Linked DNA regions of Homo sapiens: region 2 is linked to region 1. A link is a contact called in ENCODE Hi-C or POLR2A ChIA-PET data. All regions are on one chromosome and are shown on one strand. The core of a region is the stretch at or near the end of the contact, and the rest is flanking DNA. Distances in the headings are between cores, read along the strand shown. Region 1 has its middle 43 kb from the start of IL1R1. Region 2 holds the start of IL18R1 (interleukin 18 receptor 1).

Region 1 (4,464 bases), core at 631-3,130:
GAAAACAAATAGTCATAGTTGGCAACAAAAATTCAATATCAGAAGTTAATGGATAATCTCTCAAACTCTAGGGTCCTTTATGAATGCTAAAGTATAGAATTCCCTGAGCCGAGCCCAGAGCTTTTAACATTTAAACTATCAGAAGACGTCATTCTAACACAATTTTATCAGTAACATGGTCTTTGACAAACTCCAGAATGTCTGTGTTTATACATAAAAGGTCAGAAATAACTCAAGTATTTTCCCAGAATATTCTTATGGAAAAGTTTACACATTCAGAATTGATTTGCATTTATGAATATCTTTAATGTGGCTGTAATCCATGTGTTTCTTATACCTCCCAATTGAAAAAGGAGAATAGGAAGAAGCACGTACAGTATGTGTGTGCATGTGTGTGCATGAGCATGTGTGTATGTGTGTGCATGTTTGTGCAAGTATGTGCAACCCTAGAATCTAACCTTGGCTCCCCCTCAACATGCTATGGGTCATTAAGAGAGGGCAGGAGACTTCTGCTTTCCTAAGTCCAGCAATTCTATAATTAGAGAGACACCAACCTGGACGCCAGCAGACCTGGGTTAAAGAGCTAAGCTTCAACTTCATCTATGTATCTTTGGGAAAATCACTTCATCTCACTGGATCTCAGTTTCTACATCTGAAAAAACAAAACAAAACAGTATAGTCTAAACTCTTGGGACACAAAGTGTGGCCCATAAGCCAAGAGCATCACCAAGGAGCACGATGGAAATGCAGAACATTAGGGCCCACCCCAGAACCACTGAATTCAAATCTATATTTGACTAAGCTTTCTGGGTGACTTGTGTGGACAGTAACACAGGGAGTGCTAATTGACCTGATCTCCAAAATGCTTTCCAGTGTGACACATTCTGTTAGTTTAACCTTTGTCTCTTTACACTAGAGAATTAACCATGCCATCCCCGATGGCCACTGGTAACCTTTGTGGTCAGGCCCTAAGGATCTGACTTGAGTGCCTGGCTGCTTATCATACTCCTATTCCAGGCAATGATACATGAACAATTCGTATCATCCCCATGACTCTTCCAGACCGCACTGTGTCCAGCTTTCTATCAAACCTCCGGGGAGAATGCCATCCCTTAATTCTTCATACCTCCAGACAGACAGCTTCCACACCCATTACTGAGTTTAAGGGATTTTGCAAGCACAGATGAAGGAATGGGAAAGATTCTAGATGAATGATTACAGGGATAGTCTTTCAGCACTTAAGGAAGCCACGATCACCAAGAGAAAGCATGAAATGACTAAAAACAGGCCAGGTCTGGTGAAGCTCATGCAATCTTTTGTTTGATGAGGTTGTTAGATGGTGAGATTACCACAGTTAAATGCTGTGAACTTAGTGAATCAGAATTTCATGTAAGTATCTGCAAACATCTGTCTTGTGAGCAAAACAAAGAATATGGTTAGTAGAGTTGGATACATGTATAAACACCCATACTCAATGGTAAATGAGTCAATTAGAAGAGTATGCTCTACTGGAAAGCCTCAGGCTCAGTTCCAGGTATTTGGTTCCATCCTGGCTCTCAGGTGTGGAGCTGACCTCTCCTCCCAGAAAAGAGGCAGCCAGGCTGGGCATGGACATGGTCATGGCACTCTTCAATTGTGGAGAGTACAGAGCAGAGGAATGCAGGAAAGGAGGGAGGGTAGAAAGAAGGAATACATTTTCCAAAGGAAGCAAATACAAGTTTAGAAAGCAGAACTGGACACTGAAGCCAAAAAAATTTATCAAATTGGCATTGGCCAAAAGAACCCGACGATGTGCAGATGGTGTGTGGTAATATTCCTGGAGGCCTTGAATGCAGGAAAGGAGAATGCCTCGAGGCCAAGCCAGGGGTTGGGGAGGGAGCTGGGAGGTGCAGAACAGGTTTCTACAGCAGAAGGGCAGAGCAGGCAAGCTTACCACATTCTGGGAGTCCTGGAGTTAAAATGAACTGTGAATTCACTGAGAGAGCAAATCAGGGTCCCAAAAGACGCCATTAAGATAGAACCATAGGCCAAATCTAACATAGTGAGACTTAACACAGACAAATCTAAAATCCCATTCTTAGTTCCCTAACCTCATATTGTTAAGTACAGGACAGGGCATATGAAAAAGCAAAGCACTGGTGGAAAACAAAACCAAACAAATGCCAGAGTCTTGACTGACTAAGACGTCCACAGTGAATGATGTGTGGTAGGAGGCTGTAGTTGCCCTGGTGGAAGTGTACCTTCTGATACAAAGGAGGTCATCACTGGAGAATGCCCTCAGACACGCTCTTGTCATGGCATGCAGAGAAAACAATAACAAAGGCTGTTCATGGCCGAAGAAGACCAGCTAGGCTCTCCCACAGGCCCTTAGACTAAGAGGATTGATATCTGTACACCTGGTAGCCACCAGACCATGCTAGGAGCCATGGTACCCTAACCCAGAGATGGAACGAAGGCCATGGGATAGACGTCCAGGAGGCCAATGTGAAAAAGATCTTCATAACAATAGATTAAGCACTCAGCAATGCAGAGACAGTGTTTGCCCCATCCCTGGAAGAACTCAAACAAAGGCCACTGGATGGGTACGAACATCCAATGGAAACTGCTTCTACCATCTCTTCTAGGCCCTCTAATTTTGGGTTCTTTGTTTTGCCCTCATGACAAATCAATGTTATAAACAGGGCAGTTTCTCACTATTCACATTTTGAAATAGGAAACCAAGCCTACTATGGGAAAACCAAGACTAGGATTTGGATCTACAGACTTTGTTTAACTCCTTTTTCTTCTCTTTTACTCTATCACAATGCCTCGATGTATATTTCTGTGAACTTTGGGCGCGGTGCCTTTTTTAGTTATTTTAGTGAATAAGGAAGTTATTGTGTTTAATAAGGTAAGATGATGTCTTACTGGTATTCATTATATGTCAGGTTCTAAGTATGAGTCACAACCCAATAAATGCATCTGACTTATTGTGCAGTTAAACGTTAGGTGAAACTGTATTGTCTTCAACAGCTCTCTGATACAAATCAACAAGCATCACTAAATCTGCAGGAAGATTCCAAAGGTTCTCATTAGTACAAATTTTAAAAATACTTTTGTTGTAAACAATATAGCCACAGCACAGAAGATATGGGACATAAAGAATAGATGGAAAATTAATTCATGATCTTGCCACCTAACCCCCTTTAGCATTAAGCAACATTCCCACCTACTCTTTTTTTTCCTATGTACATACATCTTTGTAATCTCTTTTGACTTAACAAATAGTTTTTATGCTATTATATGGCTTTCATAATCATACTTTCACTGCAGTGTACTATGCAATTAAATAGGGATTTGATGAAACACAACTTATTCCAGAATTCTTGACTGTCGAATATGACCCAGCTTCTCAACAGTAAAAAGCAAGCATTTTTTGTTGGTTTACCATGTGGACAGGTCATATTATCTTCAAATAATAATAGCTCTGTTCATTTTATTACAGTGCTTTTTACTTTTGTTATTTTCTTATCTTGCTGCATTGGCCAGCAACTCCAGCAAAACATTAAATAAACTAATTCATAATAGTAATTCTTGTATTGCTCCTGATTTAAAGAGAACCAGTGTTTTATAGAGTACAAGATTTACTTCTAGGTTTTTAGTAGACATCATTTATCAGGTTAAGAATGACCTCCTCTCTTCCTGGTTTCCCAAGAGAGTATCAAGAATAGATATTGGATATTATGAAAAACTATTTTTGCATCTATTAATAACAGTTTTTCCCTTACTCTATATATGATATATAATATTAATAGATTGCCTGAGATTAAGCCATCTTTATATTTCTGGTATAATCGTAACACGGTCATGGATTCTCATCTTTTTAAAATCTCCACGGGTTATACACTGATAATTTTATTTCATTTTAAGATTTGTGCCTCTAAGTTGAAATATGATTTTATTTTCTTATACTGGGATTTTCTAGTTTTGGTGTCAATGGTATTCCAGCTTCATATAATATATTAGAATGTGTTTCTTTTAATTTTTATCCTCTAAAAATTTTGTATAAGATTGACATTATCTATTGCTTGAATATTTGGTAGAACTCACTCAAATATCATTTAGGTAAAACATTTTCTTTGTAGAAACTATACTATTTTCTTTATACAAACTATTCTTTGTAGGATAGTTATAATATGAATCAAATATTTAATATTATATGAGACTATTCAGATTTTTTTATTTTTTCTTTAGTCAATTTTGATACATTATGTTTTTCTTGGAATTTGTTTTTTTATCTAAAATTTCAAATGTTTTGGCTTAAAGTCACTCTTGGTATTCTCTTATCTTTAAATATTGCCATGTCCATAGTTATACATCCCTGTTCATTCCTAATATTTTATAGTCTTTTTTCTTTCATCAATATTTCTAGATGAGGGACTTGTACAAGCAGATATCAAAACTTATTACAAAGCTTTAGCAATT
Region 2 (4,800 bases), core at 364-2,863, 260 kb before region 1:
AGGGATTCTCCTGCCTCAGCCTCCCGAGTAGCTGGGATTACAGATGCATGCCACCATGCCTGGCTAATTTTCTGTATTTTTAGTAGAGACGGGGTTTCACCATGTTAGCCAGGATGGTCTCGATCTCCTGACCTCATGATCCGCCCACCTCAGCCTCCCAAGTGCTGGGATTTAGACCCTGCCTTTTCAATCCACATTCCTAGGCCTTAGCCTTAGTTCTCAGCCTTTGGATGTATATTTGTGCAGGGAGAGGGAAAACACTGTCCCCAGAACCTGCACAAACCCAATTCCCCAAATTTACCCCTCCTAGCCCATCCAAGGCCCTGAGGTTGAGAGGTGTGCTCCCAATAGCAGCACTGTGTATGACACAAAATCAGTATTTGCAAAGGGTCTTGAGAATGAAGCAAGGGAAGTCAGTGAAATGAATACAATAATCTTGGATCTCTGTATCTGGCTGCAATTGACACCTCATTAATTTGTCTGATAACTGCGATGCAAGGTGCTGGGCATTTTAACTTCCCAAGGCTGGGCAGAAAAAAGACAAAGGCTCTGGAATCAGAAAAACTGTAGGTGTGGATCTGGGATCTACTACTTAGTAGCTGGATACTCTTGGGTAAATGACGGAATTCCTCCTCCCTTTTATTAAAGCATAATAATAGTTCCTATTTCATGTGGCCCTTAGGAGGATTAAGTGAAAATAAGATATCTAAAAATTTTCTACAGTGTCAGGCACACAGTAAGCACTTAAAAAATGACAACTATTGTTATCATTTATTTCAGTCGTTCTCACCTCTCCAGAAAATAATTGGGGATGTCTTAATTTCTAAAACTATACTTTCAGAGAAAGACAGGATGCTGTCTCATCAATTATTCACACGTATTCACACACACACTATCTCTCTCTCTCTCTTAATTGATCTTGTTTTGAGAATCCCTCCCCGGATGGTGGTCTTCCCTTCCTCTGGGGGGTGGGGAGGGGATGCGGGTGGCAGCGGAGCCCACCCTTACCTTCAGAGAGGCGTCCCCGAGGCTGGGGCGGGGGCGGCAGCTCCTCCTTCACGCCAGGTCGCGACTGCGGAGGCCAAGTTCAGAAAGTAGGTGAGAAGCAGCGATCTCCGCCTCCTGACTACCGTGGAAAGTGAAAGAGAGGTGTGATTAAAGAGATAAGGCACCCAGAGAGGGCTACAAAAAAAAAAAAAAAGAAGAAGAAGGAAAAAAAGTAGGAACAGAAAGAAGAATGTCAGGCGTCTGGCAGCTCCTGGCTGCTAACCCCGGCCGGTGGAGGCTGCAGGTGGGCACTGCCCGCGGTCGGGCGAAGCTCCGGGTCCGGGAGTGTAGCGGTCTGGGGCGCTCTCAGTCTGGGGCGCTCCCTGGCGTAGAATCCTCCCTGACTCGGAGGTCCCGGTCTGGGGACCCTCCGGTCCGGGTGCTCCTCGCAGCCGTGCTCCAGGACCGGCTCCTCCACCCAGACGCCCCGCGTGGAGTTACCGGAGCTACTGGATCGCGGGGTCCAAAGGTTGCTGCTGGAAAACCCAGCGCCTTGCCCTTTTCCCGCGGACGGCGTGGGCCCCAGGCGTCTGGCGCTTCCTGCCCAGCCGCGCGGCGCGGGTCCCGGGAAAACCCGGGCTGTAGCCGGGTGACCTGCGGGGCCGGAAGGGGGCGCGCCCGGGCCGCTCGCAAGCACCCTGCAGGCCGCGGTTCACAGCAGAGGATGCCAGGAGGGAGGACCGCTGGCCGCAGCGGCCGCCCGGCTCTTCAGAGGAAGAGGAGGGGAGGGCTGAGGGTGGAAGAGGGGTCCCCGGGGGATGCCGAAGGTGAGAGGGGCTCCGCGTCTCAAGTACACAAATGCGCCCCAGGCTTTTTGCTTTCCCAGAAGGATGGGAGTTCACTATAGGGAAGTAATAGAGAGGGGTGCAATTGTTGAAGTTTTAATTTTTTTTAAGGAGGCCAAAGGGGAATGTGTGTTTCTAGATTTTTATTTTGTGGCAGAACTGTTATTTAACCAAAGGAAAAGGGAAACCCATAGCCGACAGGCAAAATGTTCAATTGGACAATGATTTTAATTCTTTTTACCCAATTTAGATAATTCACCACATAATAAATAAAAATATGTAATTATCTCAATAAATGCAAATAAAAGCATCTGGCAAAATTCAACACCCTTTCTGAATTAATAACGATCAGAAAACCGAGAGTAGAAATGATCTTTCTTAATCTGATAAAGAACATCTATAAGAAACCTACAGGTGACCTCATAATAGTGAAACATTTTACTTTTTCCTAAGATTAGTAATGAGATAAGGATTTTGGCTCCCACCTGGGACAACTGCTTTGCAACAAGTGAAGAAATAAAAATAAAATTAGAAAGCATAAAGATTGAGAAGAAAGAATTAAAACTACTGGTTTTAACAGAGAGCATAATTATATGTAGACCAACTTTTGAAATCTACAAAAAAAAAAACTACTGGAAATATTAAGTTTATCAAGATCATGGAATATAAAAATCAATAGCAATTCTATATATTAGAGATGGAAACTTGAAAAGTGAAGTTTGTTAAAAATGCCATTTACCATAGCATTTAAAAATCAAAATACCAAAGTATAAATTCATTGGATAATATATGAGATATCTCCTGTGAAAACTACAAAATATTGCTAACAGAGATGAAACATCTAAGTAATAAAGGGATATACCACGTTTACGGATTGGAAGACTTAAGACATCTATTCTCCACACTGTATATTTTTAGACTCTATATATTACAGAATCTATATATTTAATACAATTCAATCCAAATCCCAGGAAAATTTTTCAAAGAAATTAAGAAGCTGTTTCTAAAATTCATATGAAAATGCAAATAATCTAGGATTGTCCGGACAGAGACGGAGTTTTGCTCTTCTTGCCCAGGCTGGAGTGAGTGCAATGACGCGATCTCGGCTCACTGCAACCTCCGCCTCCCGGGTTCAAGCGATTCTCCTGCCTCAGCCGCCCGAGTAGCTGGGATTACAGGCATGCACTATCACGCCTGGCTACTTTTGTATTTTTAGTAGAGACAGGGTTTCTCCGTGTTGGTCAGGCTGGTTTTGAACTCTCGACCTCAGGTGATCCACCCATTTCAGCCTCCCAAAGTGTTGAAATTACAGGGGTGAGCCACCTGCCCGGCCTGTCTGGGCAATCTTGACAAAGATGAACAAAGTTGAGAGACTTATACTGACTTGAGGATTTATAATAAGGCAATAGTAATTATGGCAATGTGATATTCACAGAAACATACAAACATACAAAATAGAAAGTAGACTAATAGATCCACACATATCTAGTCAATTGATTTTTTTAACAAAGCACCATGTCAATTCAGTGGGGAAAAAACAGTCTTTCACAAACATTGCTGGAACAGCTGGGTACCTCTACAGAAGAAGCAGCAGCAGAAAAAAGAACTTTGTCCTTGCCTTGTTCTATATACAAGTATCAATTCACAATAGACCATGGACCTAAACATAAAAGCTAGAACCGTAAATATTTCATAAAAATACAGAGAAGACCCTTGAACAGGCAAAAAATAAATAAATAAATCATGCTCTTGGACAGGCAAAAAAAAAAAATTCTTAGCTAGGACACAAAAAAAAATAGCCATTTGGGACACATTGATTAATTGGACATCACCAAAATTAAAAATGTCTACTAAACAAAGACATCACTTAAAAATGAATAGATAACCCTGGAAATATTCTCACTTTACATCTATCTGGCAAAGAACTTGCATCCACAATACATAAATAATTCCTACACATCAACAATATAAAAAGAAATACAATTTAAATAAGGCAAAATATTTTGCCTTCACTAAAAAATATATACGAATGGCCAATGAAAACATGAAAAGGGCTCATCATCATGAGTCGGGGAACTTCAAGTTAAGACCATGGTGATCTTCATCTAACACCTGTGAAAATTGTTAAAATATAAAGAAACTTGACAACACCAATTATTGGTGAGGCAATGAAGCAGCAGAGCTCTCATACACAACTGGTGGGAATGTAAAGTAGTACAATTAGTTTGCGAAACAATGTATAAGTTTCTCTGAAAGTTAAATATGCACCTACCCTATGACCACTCTTAAGTGTCAAAATAAAATCATAAGTCCACAAGTATGTTCATAGGAGACTCTGTCTCAAATACATATATATAATATTATATATATAAAATATTCTATATAAAATATATATTATATTATATATAATATTCTATATAAAATATATATTATATTATATATAATATTCTATATAAAATATATGTTATATTATTTATATAGAATACTATATATTATATATAATATTATATTATATTATATATTATAATTATAATAATTATATAATGATTTATATAATAATTATATATAAATATATAATTTATATTTATATAATTTATATAATAATTATATATAAATATATATAATATATAAATTATATTATATATCATATTGTATATAAAATATATAATATTATATATAATATTATATATAAATTTTATATATATAATATATATTATATATAATATTATATATAATATATATTATATATAATATATTTATATATATTATGTATAAGATATATTATATATTAATTATATATAATTAATAATTATGTATAAAATATATATTATATATTAATTATATATAATTGATAATTATGTATAAGATATATTATATATTAATTATATATAATTAATAATTATGTATAAAATATATATTATATATTAATTATATAATTAATAATTATATATAAAATATATATTATATT

Evidence for each region. A loop is a pair of places that touch in the nucleus more often than their neighbours do. ChIA-PET counts read pairs that join two places held with the same protein, here RNA polymerase II (POLR2A). Pooled maps may share reads with other maps.
Region 2: a loop to region 1 is called in a map with no recorded cell type, with 4 times the contacts of the local background. The contact joins the promoter of IL18R1 here to the enhancer-like site in region 1. A Hi-C loop is called at or near these places in 1 of 168 maps with a recorded cell type or tissue (GM12878), 3 of 37 single-sample maps with no recorded cell type and 12 of 50 pooled maps. POLR2A ChIA-PET finds 5 or more read pairs at or near these places in 1 of 52 experiments (activated CD4-positive, alpha-beta T cell).

Annotation. Positions count from the first base shown.
Region 1 is chr2:102,097,452-102,101,915 of GRCh38, reverse strand. It overlaps a transcript of IL1R1 not described here. Among named protein-coding and RNA genes, the nearest start is that of IL1R1, 43 kb to the left of the region's middle. Within about 2 kb of position 1,880, at least 5 of the 41 ENCODE cell types and tissues checked have a DNase peak (open chromatin) inside an H3K27ac peak, as active enhancers do.
Region 2 is chr2:102,352,609-102,357,408 of GRCh38, reverse strand. IL18R1 (interleukin 18 receptor 1) reads right to left here and starts at 1,613. Exons shown (of 11, transcript NM_003855.5): 1 at 1,009-1,613. RefSeq lists silencers at 1,559-1,618, 1,639-1,748 and an enhancer at 1,343-1,844.